Regions from separate parts of the Homo sapiens genome. Here region 2 is linked to region 1. A link is an interaction called in ENCODE POLR2A ChIA-PET data of the cell type or tissue named here. Cell type or tissue: K562. All regions are shown on one strand. Links, peaks and the distances in the headings refer to the core of each region. The heading gives the core; the rest is flanking DNA.

Region 1 (10,246 bases), core at 4,187-9,186:
AGAGCGAAACTCCGTCAAAAAAAAAAAAAAATTAGCTGTGTGTGGTGTCACCTGCCTATGGTCCCAGCTACTGGGGAGGCTGAGGCAGGAAGATCACTTGAGTCTGGGAGGTTGAGGCTGCAGTGAATCATGATTGCACCACTGCACTCCAGCCTGGGCGACAGAGCAAGACCGTCTCAAAAAAAGAAAGAAACATTTAACAGGGACTTACAAACAGAAGCCCTGTTTGTATCTCTGGCAGTGGTGAGACAAGACAGTGTATCCCTGTGCCATTAATCTCCAGATCCAGAATTTATATACCATAGGGAAGGAATGTGTAGGACAATTGAAGTCGACCTCTATGGGAAAGGCAAGAATGTTCTGTGAATCTGCCTAAGGGCAAGATTCATGGTCAAGGTGGTCTTGACCTAAGGGCAGGATTTATGATAAGTATATGCTCTTACCCAAAGATCAGTAGATAAAATAAAAATTTTAGAGGCATTCCTGGAGCTGGGGTTATTCAGAAGTCAACATAGCAGATTAACATCCAAGATGGAGTTGCTTCAGCCTCCATTCTGTAAAACTCTAGAAAAAAATAAATCTAGGGGCCAGGCACAGTGGCTCATGCCTATAATCCCAGCACTTTGGTAGGCCGAGGCGGGTGGATCATGATGTAAAGAGATTGAGACCATCCTGGACTCCATCTCAATTAAAAAAAAAAAAAAATTAGCTGAGCGTGGTGGCAGGCAACAAGAACAAAACTCCTGTCAAAAAACAAAACAAAACAACAACAACACCTGCAGCGTGTGTAGAATTTAAAAAAAGACAATCCATAGGGAGAAAATATTTGTCATATTTTAAACAAATAATTAATATCTAATACACATAACAAGCTTCTTTAAGTCAAACAATGCAATACAAAAATATAGCCTGAGCCAGGCGCGGTGGCTCACGCCTGTAATTCCAGCATTTTGGGAGGCCGAGGTCGGTTGATCACTTGAGGTTGGTAGTTCAAGACCAGCCTGACCAACATGGAGAAACCCTGTCTCTACTAAAAAATATAAAATTAGACGGGCATGGTGGCACATGCCTCTAATCCCAGATGCTCGGGAGGCTGAGGCAGGAGAATCACTTGAACCTGTGAGGCAGAGGTTGCTGAGCCGAGATTGCACCATTGCACTCCAGCCTGGGCAACAAGAGTGAAACTCCATCTCAAAAAAAAAAATGTAGGCTGAGCACAGACCCTGTCTCTACAAAAAATAAAAACAGTTGGCTGGGCACTCGCAGTGGCTCATGTCTGTAATCTCAGCACTTTGGGAGGCCAAGGCAGAAATATCATGAGTCCAGGAGTTTGAGTCCAGCTTGGGCAACGTATTGGGACTCCATCTCTAGAAAAAATTTTAAAAATTAGCTGGGTGTGGTAGTCTGCGCCTGTAGTCCCAGCTACTTAGGAAGTTGAGAGAGAAAGATCACTTGAGCCCAGGAGGTGGAGGCTGCAGTGAACCATGACTGTACCACTGCATTCCAGCCTGGATGACACCTAAGACCCTGTCTCAAAAATTTATTTTAAGGTTGGGCAAGGTGGCTTATGCCTATAATCCCAGCACGTTGGGAGGCCAAGGCAGGAGGATCCCTTCAGCCCAGGAGTTCAAAACCAGCCTGGAAAACATAGTGGGACCTTTTCTCTACAAAAAAAAAAAAATTAGCCTGGTATGGTGACAGGCACCCATGGTCCCAGCTACTTGGGAGGCTGAGGCAAGAGGATTGCTTGAGCCCAGGAGGTGGAGGCTGCAATGAGCTGAGATCCCGTGACTGCACTCCAGGCTGGGTGACAGTGAGACCGTATCTCAAAAACAAAAACAAACAAATTATTTATTTTTGTTTGTTTTTGTTTTTATTTATTTTTTGTTTTGTTTCTGTTTTAAGACAAAAGCCCTGTCGCCCATGCTAAAGTACAGTGGTACAATCTGGGCTCACTGCAACCTCTGTCTCCCAAATTCAAGCGACCCTCCCACATCAGCCTCTGGAGTGGCTTGGGACTTCAGGTGTGCAGCACCATGCCCAGTTAAAAAAAAAAATTTCTTTTTAATAAAAATAAAAATATGGCCGGGCTCAGTGGCTCATGTTTGTAAGCATAGCACTTTGGAAGGCCAAGGCAGGTGGAATGATTGAGCCCAGGAGTTCAAGACCAGCCTGGTAACATGGCAAAACCTCTTCTCTACAAAAAATACCGATGATTGAGCCACTGCACTCCAGCCTGGGCGACAGAGTGAGACCCTGTCACAGAAATAACTGAAATTCACGCCTGTAATCCCAGCACTTTGGGAGGTCGAGGCGGGCGGATCATGAGGTCAAGAGATCAAGATCATCCTGGCCAACATGGTGAAACCCCGTCTCTCCTAAAAATACAAAAATTAGCTGGGCATGGTGGTGCACGCCTGTAATCCCAGCTACTTGGGAGGCTGAGGCAGGAGAATTGCTTGAACCCGGGAGGTGGAGATTGCAGTGAGCCAAGATCATGCCACTACATTCCAACCTGGTGACAGAGCAAGACTCTGTTTCAAAAAGAAAAAAAAAAAGAAAAGAATTTGTTGGGCACGGGGGCTCATGCCTATAATCCCAGCACTTTGGGAGGCCGTCCAGGCAGATCACAAGGTCAGGAGTTTGAGACCAGCCTGGCCAATATGGTAAAACCCCGTCTCTACTAAAAATACAAAAATTAGCCAGGTGTGGTGGTGAGCGCCTGTAGTCCCAGCTACTCGGGAGTCTGAGGCAGAAGAATCACTTGAACCCGGGACGGGGAGGTTGCAGTGAGGCGAGATCATGCCACTGCACTCCAGCCTGGGCAACAGAGCTAGACATTGTCTTAAAAAAATAAATAAATAGGCTGGGTGTGGTGGCTCATGCCTGTAATCCCAGCACTTTGGGAGGCCAAGGCGGGCGGATCACAAGGTCAAGAGATTGAGACCATCCTGGCCAATGTGGTGAAACCCCGTCTCTACTAAAAACACAAAAATTAGCTGGGCATGGTGGCACACGCCTATAGTCCCAGCTACTCAGGAGGTTGAAGCAGGAGAATCACTTGAACCCAGGAGGCGGAGATTGCAGTGAGCCGAGATCACATCACTGCACTCCAGCCTGGCGACAGAGCGAGACTCCATCTCAAAATAAATAAATAAATAAATAAATAAATAAATAAATAAATAAGCTTGGATGTGAACCTTGACCTGTGGCTCCACCACCCAGATTCACTTCACTCCACTGTGTGTTTTTTATTTTTTTATTTTTTTGAGACGGAGTCTCACTCTGTCGCCAGGTTGGAGTGCAGTGGCACGATCTCAGCTCACTGAAACCTCCACCTCCCATGTTCAATCGATTCTCTTGCCTCAGCCTCCCAAGTAGCTGGGATTACAGGTACCCACCACCACTCCCAGCTAATTTTTGTATTTTTAATGGAGATGGGGTTTCGCTATGTTGGCCAGGCTGGTCTCGAACTCCTGACCTCAGGTGATCCACCCACCTCGGCCTCTCAAAGTGCTGGGATTACAGGCATAAGCCACCTTGTCAAGCCTCCACTGTGTGTATAAAGGTACAGACTAGTAAGTGCAACAAAGTGTTAACAGCTGCATGCTTAAAGACAGTAGAGGTTGCAATGGGGGCTCCTGGAGTAGTGTGGCCAATTCAAAAAGAAAAGGGATGTTTTTGGAAAGGACTCCAGAGCTGAAGCTTAATCTAAGACTTGAAAGGTGAGTTCTTCCCAGCACTTTGGGAGGCTGAGGTGGGCAGATCACCTGAGGTCGGGAGTTCGAGACTAGCCTGACCAACATGGAGAAACCCCGTCTCTACTAAAAATACAAAATTTATCAGCCGGGTGCAGTGGCTTACGCCTGTAATCCCAGCACTTTGGGAGGCTGAGGTGGGTGGATCACGAGGTCAGAAGATCGAGAATATCCTGGCTAACCGATGAAACCCCGTCTCTACTAAAAATACAAAAAAATTAGCCGGGTATGGTGGCAGGTGCCTGTAGTCCCAGCTACTCGGGAGGCTGAGGCAGGAGAATGGCACGAACCCAGGAGGTGGAGCTTGCAGTGAGCTGAGATCGCGCCACTGCACTCCAGCCTGGGCTACAGAGCGAAACTCCACCTCAAAGAAAAAAAAAAAAAGAAAAAAAAAAGGTGAGTTCTTGACCTACAGGAGAAGGGCACTCCAGAAGGGCAACCTGTGTGTGTATCAGTGCAATGTCACAGAGGAAGGTACTTGGTCTTTTTTTTTTTTTTTTAAGAGATGGAGTCTCACTCTGTTGCCAGGCTCGAGTGCAGTGGTGCTATCTCAGCTCACTGCAACCTCTGCCTTTCGGGTTCAAGCAATTCCCCTGCCTCAGCCTCCCGAGTAGCTGGGACTACAGGTGTGTACCACCATGCCCGGCTAATTTTTTGTATATTTAGTAGAGACAGGGTTTCACCATGTTGGCCAGGATGGTCTCGACCTCCTGACTTCATGATCCACCCGCCTTGGCCTCTCAAAGTGCTAGGATTACAGGCGTGAGCCACCGCACCCGGCTGGCACTTGGCCTATTTTGTGACTGATAAGTAGTTGAGTGGGCATGACTAAGAATTCTTCTCACACCTCTAGGTGACAGGTAGGGCCTGGAAAGACTTTTATTTTTATTTATTTATTTTTGAGACCAGAGTCTTGCTCTGTTGCCCAGGCTGGAGCGCAGTGGTGCAATCTCAGCTCACTGCAACCTCCGCCTCCCAGGTTCAAGCAATTCTCCTGCCTCGGCCTCCTGAGTAGCTGGGACTACAGGTTCCTGCCACCACGCCTGGCTAATTTTTGTATTTTTAGTAGAGACGGGGTTTCACCATATTGGCTAGGCTGGTCTCAAACTCTTGACCTTGTGATCTGCCTGCCTCAGCCTCCCAAAGTGCTGGGATTACAGGCGTGAGCCACGGCACCCAGCCAAAAGATTTTATTTGTTTGTTTGTTTGTTTGTTTTGTTTTGAAGACAGAGTCTAGCTCTATCCCCCAGGGTGGAGTGCAGTGGCACAATCTCACCTCACTGCAACCACCGCCCCCTGGGTTCAAGGGATTCTCCTGCCTCAGCCTCCCCAGTAGCTGGGATTACAGGCACCCGCCACCACGCCCGGCTAATTTTTGTATTTTTAGCAGAGACAGGGTTTCACCATGTTGACTGGGCTGGTCTCGAACTCCTGACCTCAAGTGATCTGCCCGCCCTGGTCTCACAAAGTGTTGGGATTACAGGTGTCAGCCACTGCACCCGATCTTGATTTCATGTATACCATATGATGAAGTCTATGTTCAGGTGTTCAGTAAGAGTCCCTGAGGCCACAATATGGTGCCTATTTTGATGAAGATCAACCGGGAGACAAGGAATCTGTTAAATGCATGTATAGTAGCAATGCAAGTAAGCAATGAGGGGGTTGGGGCTTGTGGATAACTAAAGCAGTGACTAGAGGTACGGAGAGAGTGGAAGAGTTGGGTCTGAAAGATATTCGTGGAATAAAATGGATGGAACTTTTTTTTCTTTTCTCTTTTTTTTTTTTTTGAGACGGAGTCTCACTCTGTCACCCAGGCTGGAGTGCAGTGGCACGATCTTGGCTCACTGCAAGCTCTGCCTCCCGGGTTCCTGCCATTCTCCTGCCTCAGCCTCCCGAATAGCTGGGACTACAGGTGCCTGCCACCACACCCAGCTAATTTTTTTTTTTTTTTTTAAGACAGAGTCTCAGTCTGTCACCCAGGCTTGAGTGCAGTGGCGTGATCTCAGCTGACTGCAACCTCTGCTGCCCAGGTTCAAGCAATTCTCCTGCCTCAGTCTCCTGAGTAGCTGAGATTACGGGCAACTGCCACTGCATCCGGCTCATTTTTGTATTTTTAGTAGAGATGGGGTTTTACCATATTGGTCAGGCTAGTCTTGAACTCCTGACCTCATGATCCACCCGCCTCGGCCTCCCAAATTGCTGGGATTACAGGCGTGAGCCACCGCGCCCGGCCGCCGGCTAAATTTTTTGTATTTTTAGTAGAGACAGGGTTTCACTGCATTAGCCAGGATGGTCTCGATCTGACCTTGTGATCCGCCTGCCTCGGCCTCCCAAAGTGCTGGGATTACAGGCATGAGCCACTGCGCCTGGCCTCCTTTTTCTTTTTTAGACAAAGTCTCACTCACTGTTGCCCAGGCTGGAGTGCAGGGGCGCCATCTCAGCTCACTGCAACCTCCACCTCCCCGTTCAGCGATTCTCCTGCCTCAGCCTCCTGAGTAGCTGGAACTACGGGCACATGCCACCACGCCTTGCTAATTTTTGTATTTTTATTATGGACAAGGTTTCACCATGTTGCCCAGGCTAGTCTCTAACCCCTTGGCTCAAGTGATCTGCCTGCCTTGGCCTCTCAAAGTGCTGGAATTACAGGCATGAGCCACCACGCCCAGCCTTCTTTTATTTTATTATTTTGTTTTATTTTAAATTGATGAGATTTGATGACTAATTACATATCAAATCTCATTCCATATCCCCTGTGACAGGGGATGATGAAAGTTTGAGAGGGAGAGAGTAGAAGTTTGTTGGGGAGTAAACTAGACAGAAGTTCCCTGAAAAAGGGATAACTTGTGTATGTATGTCCTTCATTGCAAGTAGGACAGTATATTATAATAACCTGTGTATGCATCTGCTTCCTCTAGCAGGCCATGAGTCAGGGCCATATCTCATCCCCCTCATCTTTCCCAGTGTCTAGCACACTGTCTTGCACACAGCATGTTCAACACTGATGAAAGAACATCAGTAAAGAGTGGCCTTAGTCTGGGGTGGGAGTAAGAAGAGCAGAGAATGGTGGGGGTGTAAATAATCACACGAGTTGGAAGATAGGAAGTTCTCCAGGCTACTCCCTCCCTCCTCAGCCTTAGTCAAAAGTCTGACCCATGGAGGATTGCTCAATTTTCTCTGAGTCCTTTCCTTCTCTGGACTAGCCACACAGTGTGATAGATGCTGATTAGCTGGGACATGGATGTCTTCAGTATGAGGGAGAAGGTCTCACCCAAATTCTACTACTACTGCCCAGAAACCATCCTATTTTTTTTTTTTTTTTTTTTTTTTGAGATGTAGTTTCACCATTGTTGCCCAGGCTGGAGTGCAATGGCACAATCTCGGCTCACCGCAACCTCTGCCTCCCGGGTTCAAGTGATTCTCCTGCCTCAGCCTCCTGTGTAGCTGGGATTACAGGTGCCTGACACCATGCCCAGCTAACTTTTTGTGTTTTTAGTAGAGGCGGGGTGTCACCATGTTGGTCAGGCTGGTTTCAAACTCCTGACCTCAGATGATTCACCTGCCTTGGCCTCCCAAAGTGCTGGGATTACAGGCGTGAGCCACCGCGCCCAGGCCAGAAACTGATTCTAAAAAGGCACTGTGTGGGAGAAGCTCGGACTTCTACTTCCCTTCTCTAAACCACTAAGCCTTGAGATATATGGCAAAAGGTGACATGTCCTTGGCCCTGTGCCACAGGCTCATTTGGCAAGGGGAAAAGAGAAAAAAGCAGCTGAGAAAGTGCTGAACTCCAGCAAAAAGGAAAGGAGGCCATGGGCCTGAGGCTTGTGATGTGAAAGGAGAAAGGAGCCAGTGGGGATTTGTACTGTTACGATTATTATTATTTAATTTAAAAATTCTGGGCCGGGCACGGTGGCTCACGCTTGTAATCCCAGCACTTTGGGAGGCCGAAGCAGGTGGATCACGAGGTCAGGAGATCCAGACCATCCTGGCTAACACGTTGAAACCCGGTCTCTACAAAAAATACAAAAAATTAGCCGGGCGCGACGGCGGGCGCCTGTAGTCCCAGCTACTCCGGAGGCTGAGGCAGGAGAATGGCGTGAACCCGGGAGGCGGAGCTTGCAGTGAGCCGAGATCACGCCACTGCACTCCAGCCTGGGCTAAAGAGAGAGATTCCGTCTCAAAAAAAAAAAAAAATTTGGCTAGGCGTGGTGGCTCAGACCTGTAATCCCAGCACTTTGGGAGGCTGAGGCAGAAAGATGGCTTGAGCCCAGGAGTGCATGGCTGTAGTGAGCTATGATCATGACACTGCACTCTGGCCTGGGTGACAGAACGAGACTGTCTTAAAAATTTTTTTAAATGGGTTGGGCGCGGTAGCCGACGCCTGTAATCCTAGCACTCTGGGAGGCCGAGGCTGGCAGATTGCCTGCGCTCAGGAGTTCAAAACCAGCCTGGGCAACACAGTGAAACCCTATCTCTACTAAAATACAAAAAATTAGCCGGGCGTGGTGGCATGCACATGTAGTCCCAGCTACTAGGGAGGCTGAGGCACGAGAATTGCTTGAACCCAGGAGATGGAGGTTGCAGTGAGCTGAGATCGTGCCACTGCACTCCAGCCTGGGCGACAGAGCAAGACTCATCTCCAAAAAAAGAAAAAAAAAATTGAAAATGGCTGGGTGCAATAGCTCATACCTGTAATCCCAGTACTTTGGGAGGCTGAGGTGGGCGGATTACCTGAGGTCAGGAGTTTGAGACAAGCCTGGTCAACATGGTGAAACCCTATCTCTACAAAAAAATACAAAAATTCACCCAGCATGGTGGTACGCACCTGTAGTTCCAGCTACTCAGGAAGCTGAGGTAGGAGAATGCCTTGAACCTGTGAGGTAGAGGTTGCAGTGAACCGAGATGGTGCCACTGCACTCCAGCCTGGGTGACAGAGTGAAACTCTGCCTCAAAAAATAAAAATTAAGGCCAGGCGCAGTGGCTCACGCCTGTAATCCCAGCACTTTGGGAGGCTGAGGTGGGCGGATCACCTGAGGTCAGGAGTTCGAGACCAGCCTCAACATGGAGAAACCCCCATCTCTAGTAAAAATACAAAATTAGCCGGGCGTGGTGGTGCATGCCTGTAATCCCAGCTACTCGGGAGGCTGAGGCAGGAGAATTGCTTGAACCTGGGAGGCCGAGGTTGCGGTGAGCCGAGATCGCGTCATTGCACTCCAGCCTGGGCAACAAGAACGAAACTCTGTCTCAAAAAAAAAAAAATAAATAAAATAAAATAAAAAATTTAAAAAGTAAATAATAAATAAATAATAAAAAATAAAACTAGGGGCCAGGCGCAGTGGCTCACGCCTGTAATCCCAGCACTTTGGGAGGCTGAGGCAGGTGGATCACGAGGTCAGGAGTTCAAGCCCAGCCTGGCCAAGATGGTGAAACCCCATTTCTACTAAAAATACAAAAATTAGCCAGGTGTGGTGGTGGGTGCCTGTAATCCCAGCTACTAGGGAGGATGAGACAGAGAATTGCTTGAACCCAGGAGGGGGAGGTGGCAGTGAGCCAAGAATGTGCCACTGCACTCCAGCCTGGGTGACAGAGCGAGACTCCGTCTCAAAAAAAAAAAAAATTGAAGTTAAATAAAACTAATACAGTTGGGGCCAGGCATGGCAGTTCACGCCTCTAACTTTAGTACTTTGGGAGGCCAAGGCAGGAGGATATCGAGGCCAGGAGTTGAAGACCAGCCGCAGGGCAACAGAGTCAGACCTCATCTCTACAAAACTTAGAAAAATTAGCCGAGTGCAGCCGGGCGCAGCGGCTCAAGCCTGGAATCCCAGCACTTTGGGAGGCCGAGGTGGGCAGATCACGAAGTCAGGAGATCAAGACCATCCTGGCTAACACAGTGAAACCCCACCTCTATTAAAAATACAAAAAATTAGCCGGGCATGGTGGTGGGTGCCTGTGGTCCCAGCTGCTCAGGAGGCTGAGGCAGGAGAATGGCGTGAACCCGGGAGGTGGAGCTTGCAGTGAGCTGAGATCACGCCACCCCACTCCAGCCTGGGTGACAGAGTGAGACTCCATCTCAAAAAAAGAAAAAGAAAAATTAGCTGAGTGCAGGGGCGAGTGCCTGTAGTCTCAGCTAGTTAGGAGACTGAGGTGTGAGGATCACTTGAGCCCAGAAGTTGGAGGCTGCAGTGAGCTATGATCATGCAACTGCACTCCAGCCTGAGTGACAAAGTGAGATCCTGTCTCAGAAAAAAAAAAAATTGAAAAATTTAACCATTTGTACTGTTAAAAAATCATTTAGGGCTGGCTGGGCGCAGTGGCTCACGCTTGTAATCCCAGCACTTTGGGAGGCCGAGGCGGGTGGATCTCGAGGTCAGGAGTGTGAGACCAGCCTGACCAACATGAAGAAACCCGTCTCTACTAAAAATACAAAATTAGTCAGGTGTGGTGGCACATGCCTGTAATCCCAGCTACTCGGGAGGCTGAGGCAGAAGAAT
Region 2 (10,246 bases), core at 3,507-8,506, 160 kb after region 1:
TTTGTGTTTTCACAGCATATATTCATCAAACATTTTACTGAGCATCATCCATGTACCAGGCATGGGTACACAGAGAAGAAAACGGGAACCCTATCCTTAGGAAGCTCCCAGTTTAGGGGCTTTTTAACTGGGATATCTATCCTTACCTCATCCACAGGTTTATATGACCCTATGATTCTCTCAGAGGTAGTGACAGTGTCTTATTCATCATGTGTCAGGTACTTACATAATATCTATACCACACAGCAGGAACTAAATACATCTTTGCTATAATGAATATGTAAGGCCGGGTGCGGTGGCTCACACCTGTAATCCTAGCACTTTGGGAGACAGAGGTGGGCAGATCACATGAAGCCAAGAATTGGAGACTAGCCTGGGGAACATGGTGAAACCCCGTCTCTACTAAAAATACAAAAATGAGCTGGGCGTGGTGGTGCCCGCCTGTAGTCCCAGCTACTCGGGAGGCTGAGGCAGGAGAAAAAAAAAGAATAAGTAGTTTAATGGATTAACTATGTATCAGAGTTCTTGCAGGGACTAAGTGGAAAACTGACCGTATATAGATTATATACTGATAAACAGTCCTTATCCTCTTTAGCCCATCAACAGGATTTGTTTTTTTGGTATTTTTTTAGACAGAGTCTTGCTCTATCACCCAGGCTGGAGTGCAGTGGCACTATTTTGGCTCACTGCAATCTCTGCCTCCTGGGTTCAAGCGATTCTCCTGCCTCAGCTTCCCAACTAGGTGGGACTACAGATGCACGCCACCATGCCTGGCTGATTTTTTTTATTTTTAGTAGAGATGGGGTTTCACCGTGTTAGCCAGGATGGTCTCGATCTCCTGACCTCGTGATCCGCCCGCCTCAGCCTCCCAAAGTGCTGGGATTACAGGCGTGAGCCACCGAGCAACAGGATTTAAAATCACTGAACTTCTTGAAACACTTTTTTATTTTGATTTACAGAATACCACATTTGGCTCTGTAGCTGGTTTTCCTCCTCACTTCCTGGTTGTTTCTTCTCAGTCTCTTGTGGGTTCTTTCTCATTTCTATGAACTGTAAATGTTGGAGTACCCCATGGTTCATTCCTGGGACTTCTCTTTTTCTAGCTCTGCTGTCTCCCTTGGGAACTTCATCTGGTTTCAATGCTTTAAAAACTAACTATGGCCAGGTGTGGTGACTCACACATGTAATTCCAGCACTTTGGGAGGCCAAGGCGGGCAGATCCCTTAAGTCCTGGAGTCTGAGACCAGCCTGGCCAATATGGCAAAACATCATCTCTAAAATAACAAAAAAAAATTAGCTGGGCATGGTGGTGCACGCCTGTGGTCCCAGTTACTCAGGCTGAGTGGGGAGGATCACTTGAGAGCCTGGGAGACAGAGGTGGACCCTGCCTCCAAAAAATCCCAAACCAAACAAAACCAAAACTAGCTATATGCTGCCGACTCCCAGAGTTTTATCTTCAGCCTTTCCTCTGAATTACAAATCCATATAACCAACTGACTGCTTGACATCTCCACCTGTAAGCCTAATAGGCTCCTTAAACTCAGTTTGTCCAAAACTGAGTTCCTGATATACCTCCCAAACCATTTCCCCTACACTTTACCCTATCTCAATTAATGACAACTTCATTCTTGTGGTTGCTTAAGCCAGAAACTTTGGTGTAATTTTTTATTCTTTTTCTCATATATACCATCCCATCTGCTCTCATCACTTTAACTTCAAAACATATCCTGGATTCAGCCTGCTCTCGTCACTTTCACTACCGTCATCCCTTGCTTGTATTACCGTAACAGCCCCTAAGTGGACTGCCTGCTTCTGCCCTTGTACCCCTGATGTCCTGTTCAAATGTAAGTCAGATCAATTTTTTTTTTTTTTTTGAGACGGAATTTCCCTCTTGTTGCCCAGGCTGGAGCGCAATGGCACCATCTCAGCTCACTGCAACCTCCGCTTCCCAGGTTCAAGTGATTCTCCTGCCTCAGGCTCCCAAGTAGCTGGGATTACAGGCGCATGCCACCACGCCCAGCTAATTTTTTGTATTTTTAGTAGAAGCAGTTTCACCATGTTAGCCAGGCTGGTCTCGAACTCTCGACCTCAGGTGATACGCCTGCCTTGGCCTCCCAAAGTGCTGGGATTACAGGCATGCGCCCAGCCTAGTCAGATCAATTATATCACTTTTCTGCTGAAAACCCTCTAATGGCCCCCAGTGTGGAGTAAAAGCTGAGATCCTCACCATGACTGATGAGACCCTACATAAAATGCTGCTATTACGTCCCCTACTTGTCTCCAACTACTCTCCACCCCCAACTCCAGCTGAGCCTCCTTGATGTTCCTAGATGTACCAGGTACCTTGCGACTTTGCATCTTTGCAGTTGCTGATCCTCCTCCCTATAGTACTTTTCTTCCATATAAATGCATATAGCTCCCTCACTTCCTTCAGGTCTTTATTCAAAAGCCACCTAATCTAAAATTTCTATCCTGCTGCTAACATTTCATATTACCCTTCCCTGTTTTATTTTTCTTCTAACATTTACTGTTATCTAACATGTCATATATTTTACCTATTTATCTTGTTTATTGTCTGTCTCACCCACTAAAATATAAGCTCCTCAAGGGCAGGGATTTAATCTAATTTATTTGGTTCCCTATTATATCCCCAGCATGAAAAACAGTGACTGGCACAGAATAGACATTCCATCAATATCTGCTTAATGAATGAATGCACCCTGAAGTACATATTAAAATTAAAATTTAAGTAGAGATGTTTAAAATTGGTGATATAGTTACTCCTTTTCTATGGGAACACATCTCTGAAATAATACAGTGGAAAAATAATACAATATATCAAAGTTTGAGAGCAATAGTTCTATGAATTTAATTTGTAAAAAGAAAACTAGCATTTATTAGCTTTTATTGACCATAGGCAAATTATTCACAGTAATTTTAACTTCAGAATTGCACATGTCCTGAGCACAACTCTGTGGCCATTGCCTTCTAGCAGTATTTTATGTGCACTCATAGATTACAAACTGAAACCAACGTCAGCCTATCATTAGATAAAATGTACCCTATATCCCAATGTATCATCTGTGGTTTATGTGTTTTCTAGGCCAAGACAGTATCTTTGGAATAAGAAATACCTAGATGTGCTGGGCGCGGTAGCTCATGCCTGTAATCCCAGCACTTTGGGAGGCTGAGGCAGGTGGATCACCTGAGGTCAAGAGTTTGAGACCAGCCTGACCAATATGATGAAACCCTGTTTCCACTAAAAACACAAAAATTAGCCAGGCATGGTGGCTGGTGCTTGTAGTCCCAGCTACTCCGGAGGCTGAGACAGGAGAATTGTTTGAACCTGGGAGGCAGAGGTGGCAGTAAGCCGAGATCGTGCCATTGCACTCCAGTCTGGGTGACACAGCAAGACTCTGTCTCAAAAACAAAAAAAAAACAACATAGATGTGCCGGGCGCGGTGGCTCACACCTGTAATCCCAGCACTTTGGGAGGCTGAGGAGGGTGGATCACGAGGTCAGGAGATTGAGACCATCCTGGCTAACTTGGTGAAACCCCGTCTTTACTGAAAACACAAAACATTAGCTGGGCATGGTGGTGGGCGCCTGTAGTACCAGCTACTCGGGAGGCTGAGGCAGGAGAATGGCGTGAACCTGGGAGGCAGAGCTTGAAGTGGGCCAAGATCGTGCCACTGCACTCCAGCCTGGGCGACAGAGCAAGACTCCGTCTCAAACAAAACAAAACAAAACATAGATGTAAATCTTGGCTTCACCACTTTCCCAGCTTGGTAACTTTGGCTAAATGACCTAATCTGAGTGCAGAGTGCAGTTTTCTCACATATAAATGTAGATAATATCCATTTCATGAGAGACTTGGGAAGACTGTAGCATGCCTAACACAAAATATGCACCCGGTAAATATTGCTACCCTTCAACCCCCAACTATAACAGATAATTAGCTCTATATCGTCTACAAAAACATTTTTTTTCTAGGTCTGGTTGCTCCACAAGGGCCACTCACTCATCAGCGTGGGGTCCCCAGAACATTCAGAATGGAGTTATAAAATTATAAGCAGTTGAGACACTCAGTACATGCAGTTTACTGACTGACTGACTTAGCTTAGGTTGTGTGCCACTCACCTAAATAGCCTTGAGTCTTTTTCTGTAGTGCAGTGACTGGGCAGTCTTTATGAGCTAACAGTAGCTGTTTCAACTGGGCCACCTCATTGCGTAGTAATGTGACTTCATTCTGAGGAGGGAGGGAAGAAAAGAGTATCAAGAAAATTCATCCTCTACTCTTGCACCCTCAGTGGCTGTTCCCAAAGGAAGGACAGAATATTGCCTCGATTTTCTCCCCTGAATTGGGACAAGACTCCTGATCCAGCAAGGCTTCACAGAGCCCAGGGCCAGTATAGTCATGAATTCAATGACAGGAGTTGCTTACAGTGAAAAGTCAGGATTTATAATAGAAACATTACTCCTGTTTAAGATAAATATGATTCTACTGAAATTAGTAATACACATGCTCTTTGACTAAGAAAGCCTACTTCTAGGAATCTACATAACAGAACTGTTTACTCAGGTGCATGCAATGTTCATTGCAACATTGTTCTAGCAAAAAATTAGAGCAGTATCAATATCCATACCTTATAACATCACTACACTACAGAATATACTACTATACAGCTATTAAAAAGAATGAGGTAGATCTCCCATATCCATGGCTAGATCTCCAGGAAACACTGTTAACCTGCTTATGTTAAAACAAGCACACAACCCCTCCAGCCCTACACAAGAACTATAAATAAAAAATATTTAGGAATATGAATCTGTCTGGAAGGTACATACTGAATGTATCTACAGGAAAGAGAACGGGACTAGAAAAGGCAGATTAAAGAGGGACTTTGTTTCTATTCTGTACATTTGTGTGTATATTTTATAATAGAAATGTATTTATATATTGCTTTTTAAATTTAATATTTTAATAATCAGAAGGAAAAATAACATTCAAGAGAAGGTATGGATTATAGATTATAATTATTCTATTTGTGCTTGTAGCACTTTTTTCTTTCTCTCTTTTATTAAGCTGCATTATCTAGGGCAAACACATTTCCCTTTTGGTTTTCATGACCCCAGTCAGATTCTACAGATGATTTAAAAGAGCACCCTGGGGTGCTTAATCTAATTCCTTCATCCAAATGCGTTTAAGGATGACTCTAATAGGAGATTTGGGGGTAGATGGTGAGTGTCTTCACCAATACCTATGAAAGAGATTTCAACTCTGACCGTTAAGAGATTCTTCATGGGACAACTAGATCTGTCCTAATTAGAGAATTACCATCTTCTATCAAATTGTACCACTTTTTTCTGATTCCATCCCACTTTCTGGATTTTCAACAATTCCAATAAGCATCCAGGACCCACTCACACTCAGCTGAATGTTCTGAGAAGTGAGTTCTTCGGCCTTCTTCTCTAGGGAGGACACCCACAGCTTTCGCTTTTGGCGGCAGCGGGAGGCTGCAGCCCGGTTGCGCTCCAGAAAGCGCTGCCGTCGCTCATCTGGATCTTCATCTACTGTGCGCCGCCGTCGCCCCCCAGTACTAGGGGTGGGCTGAGCTGGTGAGACCTGGTGCCCAGGAAGGAAGAGAGGTTACTTGATGGGAACATTAATCCTTTCCAAATCACACCTGATGTTAGGTAGAGTAGTAAGATCTGGTAAAAGGATATACCAGCCTCTGGTAACCACAGCAAGTCTCATTACTATGTCCCCAAGCTTCCCTTTTGTAGGAGTCCTCAATTTTGCCTCCTATTTCCTTCCAGTCTTCTCAGTCTCATACTTAGACAAACTACAGTTCATTTGGAAACTCTGATTATTTATAAGACAGACAGACAAATGAAACCACGGTTACTTTTTGTTTCTTAACAATACGGAATCTTGACCGGCACAGTGGCTCGCGCCTGTAATCCCAGCACTTTGGGAGGCCGAGGCGGGCAGATCACCTGAGGTCAGGAATTCAAGACCAGCCTGGCTAACATGGTGAAACCTCATCTCTACTAAAAATACAAAATTAGCCGGGTATGGTGGCGTATGCCTGTAATCCCAGCTACTTGGGAGGCTGAGGCAGGAGAATTGCTTGAGTCCAGGAGGCGGAGGTTGCAGTGAGCTGAGATCATGCCATTGCACTCCAGCCTGGGCAACAAGAGCGAAACTCCGTCTCACAAAACAAAACAAAACAAAAAGGGAATCTTATAGGCAGGGAAATCAGAATTGGGGGAGGATTTTAGGGGAACTTTTAGGGAGACTGTGAAATAAAAAAGTTTGAGAATCACTGATTTGGACAAGTGATATGTACAAACAATTACATACTATTACAGGTTTCAGAAATGGAGACAAATGTTCTTATCCATTTCACTGACAGTGACATATGAGTTATTATGGGGAGATATAGATAAGTGTATTATTTTTATTTATAATCAGTTATTAATCATACTGAAGAACCCCCTTTTGTTTATAAACAAAAAATGTTTAATCCCTTTACAAATTGGTGATATAGGACTGTCTTGTTTTTAAAGTTCAAGCTGAAGTTCCTTGTCACTAAAGCATTTTTGGATCATCCCTTTCTGTTAGTTGGGATGCACTTGGAGAAGAAAGACCAATTTTATAATAGAAGCCAAAAATTTCTTAAAATGTAGAAAGGTCAACCATCTGTAGAAAAAAGTTCAGCCTTGAACACAGGCTTGAGCTGCAAAGGTCCACTTACATGCAGATTTAAAAAAATAAGTTATACCGACCAGCTGGGCATGGTGGCTCATGCCTGTAATCCCAGCACTTTGGGAGGCTGAGGCAGGCGGATCACTTGAGATCGGGAGTTTGATATCAGCCTGACCAACATGGAGAAACCCCATCTCTACTAAAAATATAAAGTTAGCCAGGCATGGTGGCGCATGCCTGTAATCCCAGCTACTTGGGAGGCTGAGGCAGGAGAATTGCTTGAACCTGAGGTAGAGGGTGCAGTGAGCTGAGATTGAGCCACTGCACTCCAGCCTGGATAACAAGAGTGAAACTCGGTCTCAAAAAAAAAAAAAAAAAAGTTATACCAAGTGTACCTGCTTCTCCGGCCCCCCTTCCAACTTCTCCACCTCTTCTGCTTCTGCTACCCCTGAGACAGCAAGACCAAGCCCTCCTCCTCCTCCTCCTCCTCCTCAATGCGAAGATGATGAGGAGGATGAAGACTTTTATGATACTCCACTTCTATTTTAATGAATAGTAAATATATTGTCTCTTCCTTATGATTTTCTTAATATTTTCTTTTCTCTAGCATCCTTTATTGTAGGAATACAGTAGATAATACATATAACATACAAAATGTGTGTTAAAACAACTCTATGTTATTAGGATGGCTTCTGGTCATCCTAATACTTTGGGATGGCTTCTGGTAATATTAGGATGGCTTCTGGTAATCCCAATACTTTGGGAGGCCGAGGCAGGTGGATCACCTGAGGTCAGGAGTTCGAGACCAGCCTGGCCAACATGGCAAAACCCCGTCTCTACTAAAAATACAAAAATTAGCCAGGTGTGGTGGCAGGCGCCTGTAATCCCAGCTACTTGGGAGGCTGAGATAGAAGAATTGCTTGAACCTGGCAGGGGGAGGTTGCAGTGAGCTGAGATTGCACCACTCTACTCCAGCCTGGGCGACAGAGCAACACTCGGTCTCTAAAAAAGTAAAAAATAAAAAAGTTGGGCCGGGCGCCGTGGCTCACGCCTGTAATCCCAGCACTTTGGGAGGCCAAGGCGGGTGGATCACCTGAGGTCAGAAGTTCAAGACCAGCCTGGCCAACATGGTGAAACCCCGTCTCTACTAAAAATACAAAAATTAGCTGGGCATGGTGGCGCATGCCTGTAATTCCAGCTACTCGGGAGGCTGAGGCAGGAGAATCGGTTGAACCTGGGAGGTGGAGGTTGCAGTGAGCCGAGATTGCGCCACTGCACTCCAGCCTGGGCAACAGAGCGAGACCCTGTCTCAAAAAAATAAAATAAAATAAAAAAATTAAAAAGTTACATGTGAGGCCAGGCGCAGTGGCTTATGCCTGTAATCCCAGCACTTTGGGAGGCCGAGGTTGGGAGGATCACTGGAGCCCAGGAGTTAGAGACCAGTCTGGGCAACATAGTGAGATCCGTTTCTACAAATAAATAAAATTAGCTGGGCATGGTGATGCATTCCTGTCATTCCAGCTTCTTAGGAGGCTCTAGTGGGAGGATCATTTGAGCCCAGAAGGTTGAGGCTGCAAGTGAGCCATGACTGTCCCATTGCACTCCAGCCTGGGCAACAGAGCAAGAACCTGACTCAAAAACAAATAAAAAAAAGATGCTGGGCATGGTGGTTCATGCCTGTAATCCCAACACTTTGGGAGGCCGAGGCAGGTGGTCACTTGAGGCCATGAGTTCAAGACTAGCCTGGCCAACATGGTGAAATCCCACCTCTACTAAAAATATAAAAATCAGCTGGGCGTGGTGGTGCACACCTGTAATCCTGGCTACTTGGGAGGTGGAGGCATGGCTTAGACCAGGATGGAGGTTGCAGTGAGCCAAGATCACACCACTGCACTCCAGCCAGAGTGACAGAGTGAGACTCTGACAAAAAAAAAAGAATCTTGTACTCTACTCTAGGCCCTACTGAATTATATTCTCCATTAATATAGATAATTAAGAAATGATTTTTTTTTGAGATGGAGTCTTGCTGTGTCACCCAGGCTGGAGTGCAGTGGTGCAATCTTGGCTCACTGTAACCTCCACCTCCCAGGTTCAAGCAATTCTCCTGCCTCAGTCTCCTGAGTAGCTGGGACTACAGGCGCCTGCCACCATGCCTGGCTAATTTTTTATATTTTTAGTAGAGACAGGGTTTCACCGTGTTAGCCAGGATGGTCTTGATCTCCTAACCTTGGGATCCACCCGCCTCAGCCTCCCAAAGTGCTGGGATTACAGATGTGAGCCACCCTGCCCGGCCAAGAAATAATTTTTTAAAATTCAGACTAATATTATCTCTCCCAAAATAAAAAAATGGAGAAGAAATTTCCAACTCAATTTAATGAACTAGAGGCCTTGGTTCACTGTTTCTCATTGTATAAGAAATTTACAGTAATTCTCCTGAGAATTTCGGCTTCCTCTTTATCTTTAGCTGACTGGAGCACATGTAAAGATTAGTCCTTTATGGCCAGGTGCAGTAGTTCATGCCTGTAATCCCAGCACTTTGGGAGGCCAAGGCGGGTGGATTGCCGGACCTCAGGAGTTTGAGACCAGCCTGGGCAACACGGTGAAACCCCGTCTCTACTAAAATACAAAAAATTGGCTGGGTGTGGTGGCTCACGCCTGTAATCCCAGCACTTTGGGAGGCTGAGGCGAGTGGATCACCTGAGGTCAGGAGTTCGAGACCAGCCTGGCCAACATGGTGAAACCCCGTCTCTACTGAAAATACAAAAATTAGCTGGGCATGATAGTGGTTGCCTGTAATCCCAGCTACTCAGGAGGCTGAGGCAGGAAAATCGCTTGAACCAGGGAGGCGGAGGTTGCAGTGAGCCGAGATCGTGCCACTGCACTCTAGCCTGGGTGACAGAGCGAGACTCCATCTTAAAAAAAAAAGAAAAGAAAAGAAAACAAAAGAAAAGAAAAAATTAGTTCTTTAGGAGAATAGGGGAAAGGAAAGGTTCCTATTCTGTCATAGGCATTTCAGTAAGTCATGCAGGGAATGGAGGTGAAAGACTAGGCCAAGAGAAACGGGAAGAACGACAAGGAAAGGAATCAGTGTTGATTAAAAAGGAAGCTGGGGCTGGGCATGGTGGCTAGGGCCTATAATCGCAGCACTTTGGGAGGCTGAGGCGGGAGGACTGCTTGAGTCCAGGAGTATGAGACTAGCCTGGGCAACATGGCGAGTCTCCATCTCTTTTAAAATTATATATATATAAAAAGAGGAAGCTGGACATGCTTTACCATGTTCAGGACTGGCTTCAGGTACAGTAACTCATGACCAGCCTGGGCAACATAGTGAGACCCTGTCTCTAATATTATTTATTTAGTTATTTATTTAAGACGGAGTTTCACTCTTGTTGCCCAGGCTGGAGTGCAATGGTGCGATCTCGGCTCACCGCAACCTCCGCCTCCCGGGTTCAAGCGATTCTCATGCCTCGGCCTCCTGAGTAGCTGGGATTACAGGCGTGCGCCACCACGCCTGGCTAATTTTTGTATTTTTTT

The links. Peaks named below come from ENCODE experiments on the same cell type or tissue, not always from the same donor. Only the 100,000 strongest peaks of a DNase experiment are listed, where the experiment ranks them.
Region 2: POLR2A ChIA-PET joins it to region 1 with 7 read pairs; 6 of 35 experiments call an interaction of 5 or more read pairs at or near these places.

The regions. Positions count from the first base shown.
Region 1 is chr12:53,358,666-53,368,911 of GRCh38, forward strand. No RefSeq gene overlaps it. Among named protein-coding and RNA genes, the nearest start is that of SP1, 16 kb to the right of the region's middle. In K562, for the core only: no CTCF peak of the experiment used is centred there; DNase peaks (open chromatin) are centred at 6,746 and 7,446; H3K4me3 peaks cover 319 bases.
Region 2 is chr12:53,519,136-53,529,381 of GRCh38, forward strand. It overlaps ATF7-NPFF (ATF7-NPFF readthrough), which reads right to left. Exons shown (of 15, transcript NR_159377.1): 10 at 5,429-5,626; 11 at 4,141-4,249. ATF7 (activating transcription factor 7) reads right to left here. Exons shown (of 12, transcript NM_006856.3): 10 at 5,429-5,626; 11 at 4,141-4,249. Among named protein-coding and RNA genes, the nearest start is that of ATF7-AS1, 10 kb to the left of the region's middle. In K562, for the core only: no CTCF peak of the experiment used is centred there; no DNase peak of the experiment used is centred there.